Linked DNA regions of Homo sapiens: region 1 is linked to region 2. Evidence: read pairs that join two places in POLR2A ChIA-PET (ENCODE). Cell type or tissue: Caco-2. All regions are shown on one strand. Links, peaks and the distances in the headings refer to the core of each region. The heading gives the core; the rest is flanking DNA.

Region 1 (4,512 bases), core at 276-4,275, 210 kb before region 2:
TTCACCAAAATTCAGACATTGTAAGTGCCGCCTCTCAGCCTCCTCTCTCTGTCCCTCTTCTGTCACCACTCCAAGCAGTGTCCTGCATGCGGGCCTCAGGCTGAAAGAAGCAAGGCTCCTTGTAGCATTTTGGGGTGACTCTTGGGTTTTGCCTTCTTGCTAGATTGTGCTTGAGCTCTCCCTTAATCATCTCTTATGTGGGGTTTATAAGGCCCTTTTCTATCTGCTGTTTATATGACCTTCACAGGAAGCACTGCGAAAATGACACCAGTTTACAGATTAAGAACCGGGGGCTCAAGAATGTTAACGGGCCTGCCAGGGTCATTAGCCAGCAATAGCAGCGCTAGAGCTGGAACCCTTTTTTCCATTTATTTATTTATTTATTTATTTGGAGACATGGTCTCACTGTATTGCCCAGGCTGGAGTGCAATGGCGGTGGCACGATCAAGGTTCACTGTAATCTCCACCTCCCAGGCTCAGGCAGTCTTCCCACCTCAGCCTCCCGAGTAGCTGGGACTAAAGGTGTGCACCACTATGCCCAGCTAATTTTTTTTTTTTTTTTTTTGAAGCAGAATCTTGTTCTTTCAACCAGTCTGGAGTACAGCGGTGCGATCTCGGCTCACTGCAACCTCTGCCTCCCAGGCTCAAGCAATTCTTCTGCCTCAGCCTCCTGAGTAGCTTGGATTACAGGTGCCCGCCACCACGCCTGGCTATTTTTTGTATTTTTAGTAGAGACAGGGTCTCACCATGTTGGCCAGGCTGGTCTCAAACTCCTGACCTCAAGTGATCCGCCCACCTCGGCCTCCCAAAGTGCTGGGATTACAGGTGTGAGCCGTTGCGCCCAGTCAATTTTTGTATTTTTTTATAGAGACAGGGATTTGCCATGTCCCGGGCTGGTCTCGAACACCTGGACTCAAGCAATCCGCACACCTTGGTCTCCCAGAGTGTCGGGATTACAGGCGTGAGCCACTGTACCCAGCCTAGAATTGGCATTTTAAAGTCTTTTTAAGGCTGTAGCCACCTGGAAGGCTATGTGCTAATGAGCACAAAATCTTTGGACAGGCCTTATTTTGTTGCTCTTTTAAACTTTTCATGAAGCTTCCTTTTAAGAATAAGTGAAAAAGATGGATTAGTTAAAAGAAAAACGTTAAGGAAATAATAGTATAGATGGTATGTAGACAGAAAAAAATGATACCGAAGGTCTGCCTAAGTGACTGCATCCCTGTCTCTCCAAGATTGATTTCCATAAGCCACACGGAAAAGTCATTCTCCAGATTTTAGGGTCCTGCGGCCAGAATTACTTCCTGCGGTTACGCTTGGCTGTGTTTAACACCAGTCTCAGACTCCAGGGGCCCGCAGCCAGGTTTGAGTGGGGACCTGCCAGGTCAGGTCTGAGCCGAGGGAACTCCAGGGGCACGGGCCTGCTGCCTTCAGGGACTCCCTGGATTTGGCAAGGGGCAGGTCTCAGGGGCAGGATTGGGAGCCATTCTCAGACCAGAACCCCTTTCATTCTGTCTGTCTTCAGGGGACCCAGTCCCAGCTGCAGCCTTAGCTTGCACCCCAGGGCCACCCTGGGCTGGTGCTGACACCAGTGGGGGCCATCTGTCATGTCAGTTCCAGTCCAAGGCTGTGGCTGTCTTGGCAGGAACAAGCCACACAGAAAAGTCATTCTCCAAGGCTGGGCATGGTGAAGCATGCCGCTCACATCAAATCCCGATTCCCTATTCCAATCTGGGTATCAGCCTTCCCCGCCAGAACACTTACAGCCTTCACACCGTAAAGCAGATATTCACACAACACAGTTCTTATACCATGGACAGGGAATTAGTTTTACATTTTTAAAAACTGGGTTCAGGGCCAGGCACAGCGGCTCACGTCTGTAATTCCACCACTTTGGGAGGCCGAGGCGGGAGAAATCACTTGAGGTCAGGAGTTCGAGACCAGCCTGGCCAACATGGCGAAACCCCGTCTCTACCGAAAATACAAAAACTAGCTGGGCGTGGTGGTGCATGCCTGTAATTTCAGCTACTAGGGAAGCTGAGGCAGAAGAATCGCTTGAACCCAGGAGGCAGAGGTTGCAGTGAGCCAAGAATGCGCCACTGCATTCCAGCCTGGGAGACAGAGTCCGTCTCAAAAACAAAACAAAACAAAACAAAACTGGGTTCAATCTTATCTCCATCATTGACTCACTGAGCAAACATTTCCTGAGGCCCTACCTACAGTGTCCCAGACACTATGCTAAGGTGTGTGGCTGCAGCAGTGAAGAAAATAGATGAATGCTGTCTTCATCAAGCTTACGCTCTAGTGGTGAGTGAACCCTGGGCGAGACCTTAACCTCATTCTGCCTCAGTTTCCTCACCTGCTAAATGGAGGCAGTATTCCCAATCTTGTGGGGCTTTTGTCTTAAATGAGGAAGAGTCTATAAACTCACCTAGCACTGCCCCTGAGGGATAGGAGCTGTGTAGTGTTTGCGTTGATCGTATTTCGTGCCAGGCACTATGACGGGCACGATCAGGACCACAGAGCCAGCATTTATGTTAAGCTGGAAAATGAGGGTGTTGCAACATAGTTTTTTTTTTTTTGAGACAGACTTTTGCTCTTGTCACTCAGGCTGGAGTGCAGTGGTGCAATCTCGGCTCACTGCAACCTCCGCCTCCCGGGTTCAGGCGATTCTCGTGCCTCAGTCTCCCGAGTGCCTGGGACTACAGGCACATGCTACCACGCCTGGCTAATTTTTGTATTTTTAGTAGAGACGGGGTTTCACCATGTTGGCCAGGCTGGTCTCAAACTCCCGACCTCAGGTGAGCTGCCTGCCTCTGCCTCCCATAGTGCTGGGATTATAGGCGTGAGCCACCACACCCGGCCACAGCGTACTTTTTAGAAATGCTTTGTGAACTGCTTTAACCTACATTGTCTAATCAGGGCCTCCTTGCAACAGCGCCGTGCGTTAGGTAGCGTGGGTTGCCTCATTTCTGCTCTCAGAGAGGTTATGGGATGTGCCCAGGGCACAGGCTGGAGAGACAGGCTCCGCCAGCTCTAAGAGAGAAGGAATTGGTGTGGGGATCAGACCAAGTCCTGCAGGAGGGGTGTTGGGCAGGTTCTTAAAGGTAGAGCCACACCCTGAAGCTGAAAGGACTTTAGAGCAGAGGGCCCGATATAGGAAGGGCAGATCAGCTGGAATCCAGCCCATCCTGTCCAGGGCTGGTACACGGGGCATTGCTGGTGTGGAATAGTACTTTTGATAAAAAAGCGTAGTAGTACTCAAGATAAAGAGACCAGGGTCCAGGACCCAGCTCCTGAACTGGCCCTTGTTCCCTCATCTGTAAAATGGAAGTTCCGCCCCACCGCCGTGAGTGAGGACGTGGGTTGGCCCTGGGAGCCTGCGGAGCTTGCCACCAAGGGAGGCAGCATTCCTCTCATAGCTCATCTGTTCTCGCTGTCACCTCCCTGGCCTTACAAGAGGAAGTTGACATAAAACCTGTAGACTGTGGGAGCTGTAGGGTCCCAAAGCACTTGTATTTTTTTGTTGATTCTCACTGTTCCTCTTTGCCAGGATGCTGAAATTCTGTTCCCTCCACCTAATCATGATCTTCTAACCTTATGTGTGTGGAGATATGCAGTTTCCAGAGTCTTGTCTCTTCCCTCATTAAATCACACTGGATGCCTGCTGCAGCCAGGGCTTTTACCTGTACGCTGTACAAGACAAATATTTCTAGTACCATGGCTACATTCTGGACCCTGAAGTTGGGTGCTCAAGGTTGAGTACTGACTCTCCCACATTAGCCATCTGACATCAGCCAGGTGACTTGATCTTTCCAAGTCTGTGTCCCCAACTGTAAGCTGGAGGTAGTAGTAGTACTTACCTCATAAGGCTGTGAAAACTGAGTTAATCCATCATAGAGCTCTTTGCTCAGTTCCTGGTGCATAGTAGGCTCTCAGGTGTTATGGATTGTTACTATTTATTTATTTATTTTGAGGCAGGGTCTCACTCTGTCGTTCAGGCTGGAATACGCTGGCACGATCTCGGCTCACTGCAACCTCCGCCTCCCAGGCTCAAGAGATCCTCCCACTTTGGCCTCCCAAGTAGCTGGGACTACAGGCGTGCACCACCACCCTTGGCTAATTTTTATATTTTTTGTACAAATGGACATCTAACAATGTTGCCCAGGCTGGTCTGAAACTCCTGGGCTCAAGCAGTCTGCCTGCCTCGGCCTCCCAAAGTGCTGGGATTACAGGCGTGAGCCACCATGCCTGGAGTGTGTTATTATTTTTATCCTTTTTATTAATACCATCTCCAGTCTTACAAGAGCCCTTCCACGAAGACATGAGCAGCCCATTTTGCGGATGAAGAAACCGAGGTGCCAGGGATTGCAGAGTTTGCCCAAGGCCACCTAACTTCTAAATAGCAGCAGAGTTGGCTTTTGAATGAAGTCTGCAAGCTCCACAAGCCATGTTTTCTCTACTTTGCCATGCTGCTCCTAATTTAGTGTTAATAGGCCTCCTACGATAGTG
Region 2 (4,241 bases), core at 1-4,000:
CTCTGTCTCCCAGACTGGAGTGCAGTGGCACAATCTCGGCTCACTTCAACCTCTGCCTCCCCAGTTCAAACGATTCTCCTGCCTCAACCTTCTGAGTAGCTGGGATTACATGAGCATAGCACACCTAGCTAATTTTTGTATTTTTAGCAGAGACAGGGTTTTGCCATGTTGCCCAGGCTAGACTCGAACTCTTGGCCTCAAGTGATCCACCTGTCTCAGCCTCCCAAAGTGCTGGGATTACAGGAGTGAGCCACCGCACCCAGCACTCGTCAAGGTCTTTGATGGCAGGTTTTTCCAGGTGATCAGTTCTTGTCTGGTCTGGCTCTGTCCCACTCTCCCTCTCACCAAGTTGGAACCCCTAGCTAGTTTTCAGATGGGAAGAATGTGTACCCCAATCCCAACTTGGTATGGTTCAGATCTGCATTTAACTCATGAAGCCTGGCTGCTCCCCAGGTCCTGGAGAAAAAAAAGGGTCTCGCTGCAGGTATGATACAGGACGGGCCTATCCCCAGGACCCGCCTGTCCCCAGGACCCTGTAAGAGGGAAGCCCAAATTCCCACCAGGTTGGGAGGGCTGGGGAAGGGAAAGTGTTATGGTAGCCCCAAGACTAAAAAGAGGCAGCAGAGGGAGCAGGACAGTGCTCCCAGGTAACTCATGCCGCTGCCTGAGTGAGGTGAGGGAAGAGTGCACCCACTGACGTCAGGGGGCAGAGAGGCGCGCTTCCAGGGCGGCTTTTCCCCTCGCTTCTTGCCATTTTACTCTGATCCCCTCCAGGTGAGCCTGCCCACTTTGGGCCCAGGGTTGCCGCTGGGGCCTGTACCCAAAAGCAGCCCCCCGTGGCCATGGCCCCAGGAGTGGGGCAGAGCAGGGAGGAGTCCTGGACCGAGGAGACGCAGGGGCAGGAAGGAATGGGCCTCAAACTCCAGGAGGGGGCCCTTCTCATGGGTCCTGCTTTCTGGCCTCTCCTCTCTTACCCCTGGGCTGATCACCCTGGGAAGAACTAAGCCAAGGTTTCTCACCCTCAGGTCCGAGGGGTTCAATTAACGGGCCCTTAGGGAGGTGCGAGCCTCCTGAAACGATGCAAGGTGCCTGGCCTAATTTTTATATTTTTAGTAGAGATGGGGTTTCACCATATTGGCCAGGCTGGTCTCGAGTTCCTGACTTCAAGTGATCGGAATGCCTCGGGCACACAAAATGTTGGAATTACAGGCGTGAGCCAACGCGCCCGGCCAGCCCTATTTATTTAAGCCTATACATTTTGCACTTGTTAAAAGTATTTGAACATACAATTACCATGTTTTCTTTAAGCGGTCCCTCCCTGTTGCACACTTGGATAGTTTATTTTTTTAGACAAGGTTTACTTCAGTCTCGCAGGATAGAGTGCTGTGATGGGATCATAGCTCATTGCAGCCTTGAACCTTGGGGTTCAAGTATCTGGGAAGCTGAGGAGGGACTACAGAGATGGAGTCGCGCCATGTTGCCCAGGCCGCTCTTTAACTCCTGGCCTGAAGGGATCCTTCCGCCTCGGCGGAGCCCGGACATAGTTTTCTAGTTTTGACCCACAGAAACACTGTGCTGGGTCGGAGTTTGTCAACTACCCTTCTCCAGCCAGCAACACACAGAACATGGCGGGGAAGTCACGGTCACCAGGCTCCAAACCGAGGAGAAAACAGCCCAGCTCCAGGCACTGTAGCGTCACTGTGACATCGCCGAAGGCCGGCGCTATTACGTCGCCGGAAGGCCCGCGCCTGTGACGTCAGCGGAGGCGCGCCCCTTCTGTAGAACCAATCGGAACTCGAGGCGCGGCGGCTGGGTATTCCAGGAGAGCGCATGCGCAGACGCGTGGCCACAGACTGCCGGTCAGTGTCAGTAGGCGGCGGGTTAGTGTCCGCAGGCTCCGACTCGGCCGCCGACACCAATAAGCTACAAGGACGAGCTTTACCACTGCCTGTACTACTGCTACCTGCGCGACTTCCCAGCCTGCGGCGTAGGGCGCAGCAAGGGCCTGACGCTGAGCGAGTAGGCGCTGCGCACCAAGCGGCTGTGGCCCGGAGGGCACTGTCGGGCAGAAGCTCCTCAGTGGCCACCACAAGCCCGCTAGCTCCGGCTACAGCCCTTGCCGCACACTCGCGTCACCTGAGCCTGTGTAGGTGCGCCCCCCCAACTCCTCCCCCAGCCAGGTCCCGGGGACACCGGCAGCGTCCCCCACCGCCCGGCGCCGCTCATTCTGGGCAGGATCGGCCCCGTCTGAGGCTACACCGCATTAGGGAGCTGCACCCCTCGGCTTGACCTCTCATGGCCTTTGCAACAACATCAAAGCCTTTGGAACTTTGTAGGGGGTACGAGGGGCTAGGAAACCAAGAAAACATCTCTTTAAAAATATAAGCGATCGGGCCGGGCACGGTGGCTCACGCCTTTAATCCCAGCACTTTGGGAGGCCGAGACAGGTGGATCACGAGGTCGGAAATTCAAGACCATCCTGGCCAGCATGGTGAATGCCGTCTATACTAAAAATAAAAAATTAGCCGGGCGTGGTGGCGGGCACATGTAATACCAGCTATTCGGGAGGCTGAGGCAGAGGCAGAGAATTGCTTGAACCCGGGGGGCGGCGGCTGCAGTGAGCCGAGATCGCGCCACTGCACTCCAGCCTGGGCGACAGACCGAGACTCCAACTAAAAAAAAAAAAATATATATATATATATATATATATATATATATATATTTGGAGCCCGGGAGGTTGAGGTTACCGTGAGCTGAGATTACGCCACTGCACTTCAGCCTGGGTGACAGAGGGAGACCATGTCTCTAAAAAAAATTACATGTGAGTGAGAGCTTTTCTTCCAGTGCTCATGCTCAGACTGAAGAAAGTAATTGGGCCGGCCTGGTAACTCACGCCCTTAATCCTAGCACTTTGGGAGGCCGAGGTGGGCAGATCCCTTGAGCTCAGGCGTTCCAGACTAGCTTGAGCAACATGGTGAAATTCGGTCTCTACAAAAATACAAAAAATTAGCTGGGCGTCGTGGTGGGCGCCTGTAGTCCCAGCTACTCAGGAGGCTGAGGCAGGAGAATGGTGTGAACCCGGGAGGCAGAGCTTGCAGTGAGCCGAGATCGCGCCATTGCACTCCAGCCTGGGCGACAGAGTGAGACTCCATCTCAAAAAAAAGAAAATGGAAACTTTTGCCAGTGATTCCCTTCCTTCAAACTAATGATAAGGAAATGACGCTGTTCTGTTTTGTTTTCTTTTTGCATGTTTTTTTTTCTTTTTTGAGAGAGGGTCTTGCTCTGTTGCCCAGGCTGGAGTGAGGTGGCGCAATCATGGCTCACTGCAGCCTCGACCTCCCAGACTCAAGCAATCCTTTCCCCAGCCTCCCAAGTAGCTGAGACTGCAGGTGTTTACTACCACAGTTGGCTAATTTTTGTATTTTTTGTAGAGACAGGGTTTCACCATGTTGCCCAGGGTGGTCTCAAACTCCTGGGCTCAGCTATCCTCTACCCTCGGCCTCCCAAAGTGCTGGGATTACAGGCGTGAGCCACTGTACCTGGCTGATGCTGTTCTTTTCAAATGCATATTTACTTTTTTTTTTTTTTTTTTTTTTTTTGAGATGGAGTCTCACTCTGTCTCCCCAGCTGGAGTGCAGTGGTGCAATCTTGGCTCACTGCAGCCTGGTCTTGAACTCCTGACCTCAGATGATCCACATGCCTTGGCATCCCAAATTGCTGGGATTACAGGTGTGATCCACCACACGTGACGATTTTGCTCATTTTAGATACTAGAACTTGTTAATTAAAAAAATATATATATTTTTTGAGCTGGAGTGCAGTGGCATGATCTCGGCTCACTGCCACCTCCGCCTCCTGGGTTCAAGTGATTCTCCTGCCTCAGCCTCTCGAGTAGCTGGGACTACAGGCACATGCCACCATGCCCAGCTAATTTTTGTATTTTTAGTAGAGACAGGGTTTCGCCATGTTGGCCAGGATGGTCTTGATCTCTTGACCTCATGATCCACCTGCCTCGGCCTCCCAAAATGCATGAGCCACTGCGCCCAGCCAAAAAAAAATTTTTTTTTGAGGCAAAATCTCACTCTGTCATGCAGGCTGGAGTACAGTGGCACAGTCACAGCTCACTGCAGCCTCGACTTCCTTGACTCAGGTGATTCTCCCACCATAGTCTCCAAGTATCTGGGACTACAGGTACACGCCAGCACACCTGGCTAATTTTTGTTTGTTTGTTTGTTTTTTGA

What was found. Peaks named below come from ENCODE experiments on the same cell type or tissue, not always from the same donor. Only the 100,000 strongest peaks of a DNase experiment are listed, where the experiment ranks them.
Region 1: POLR2A ChIA-PET joins it to region 2 with 5 read pairs; 2 of 35 experiments call an interaction of 5 or more read pairs at or near these places.

Annotation. Positions count from the first base shown.
Region 1 is chr7:75,954,161-75,958,672 of GRCh38, forward strand. POR (cytochrome p450 oxidoreductase) reads left to right here. Exons shown (of 16, transcript NM_001395413.1): 2 at 1-20. Among named protein-coding and RNA genes, the nearest start is that of SNORA14A, 13 kb to the left of the region's middle. In Caco-2, for the core only: no CTCF peak of the experiment used is centred there; DNase peaks (open chromatin) are centred at 2,168, 3,071 and 3,351.
Region 2 is chr7:76,164,868-76,169,108 of GRCh38, forward strand. No RefSeq gene overlaps it. Among named protein-coding and RNA genes, the nearest start is that of SRRM3, 35 kb to the right of the region's middle. In Caco-2, for the core only: a CTCF peak has its summit at 1,932; a DNase peak (open chromatin) is centred at 1,824; H3K4me3 peaks cover 1,408 bases.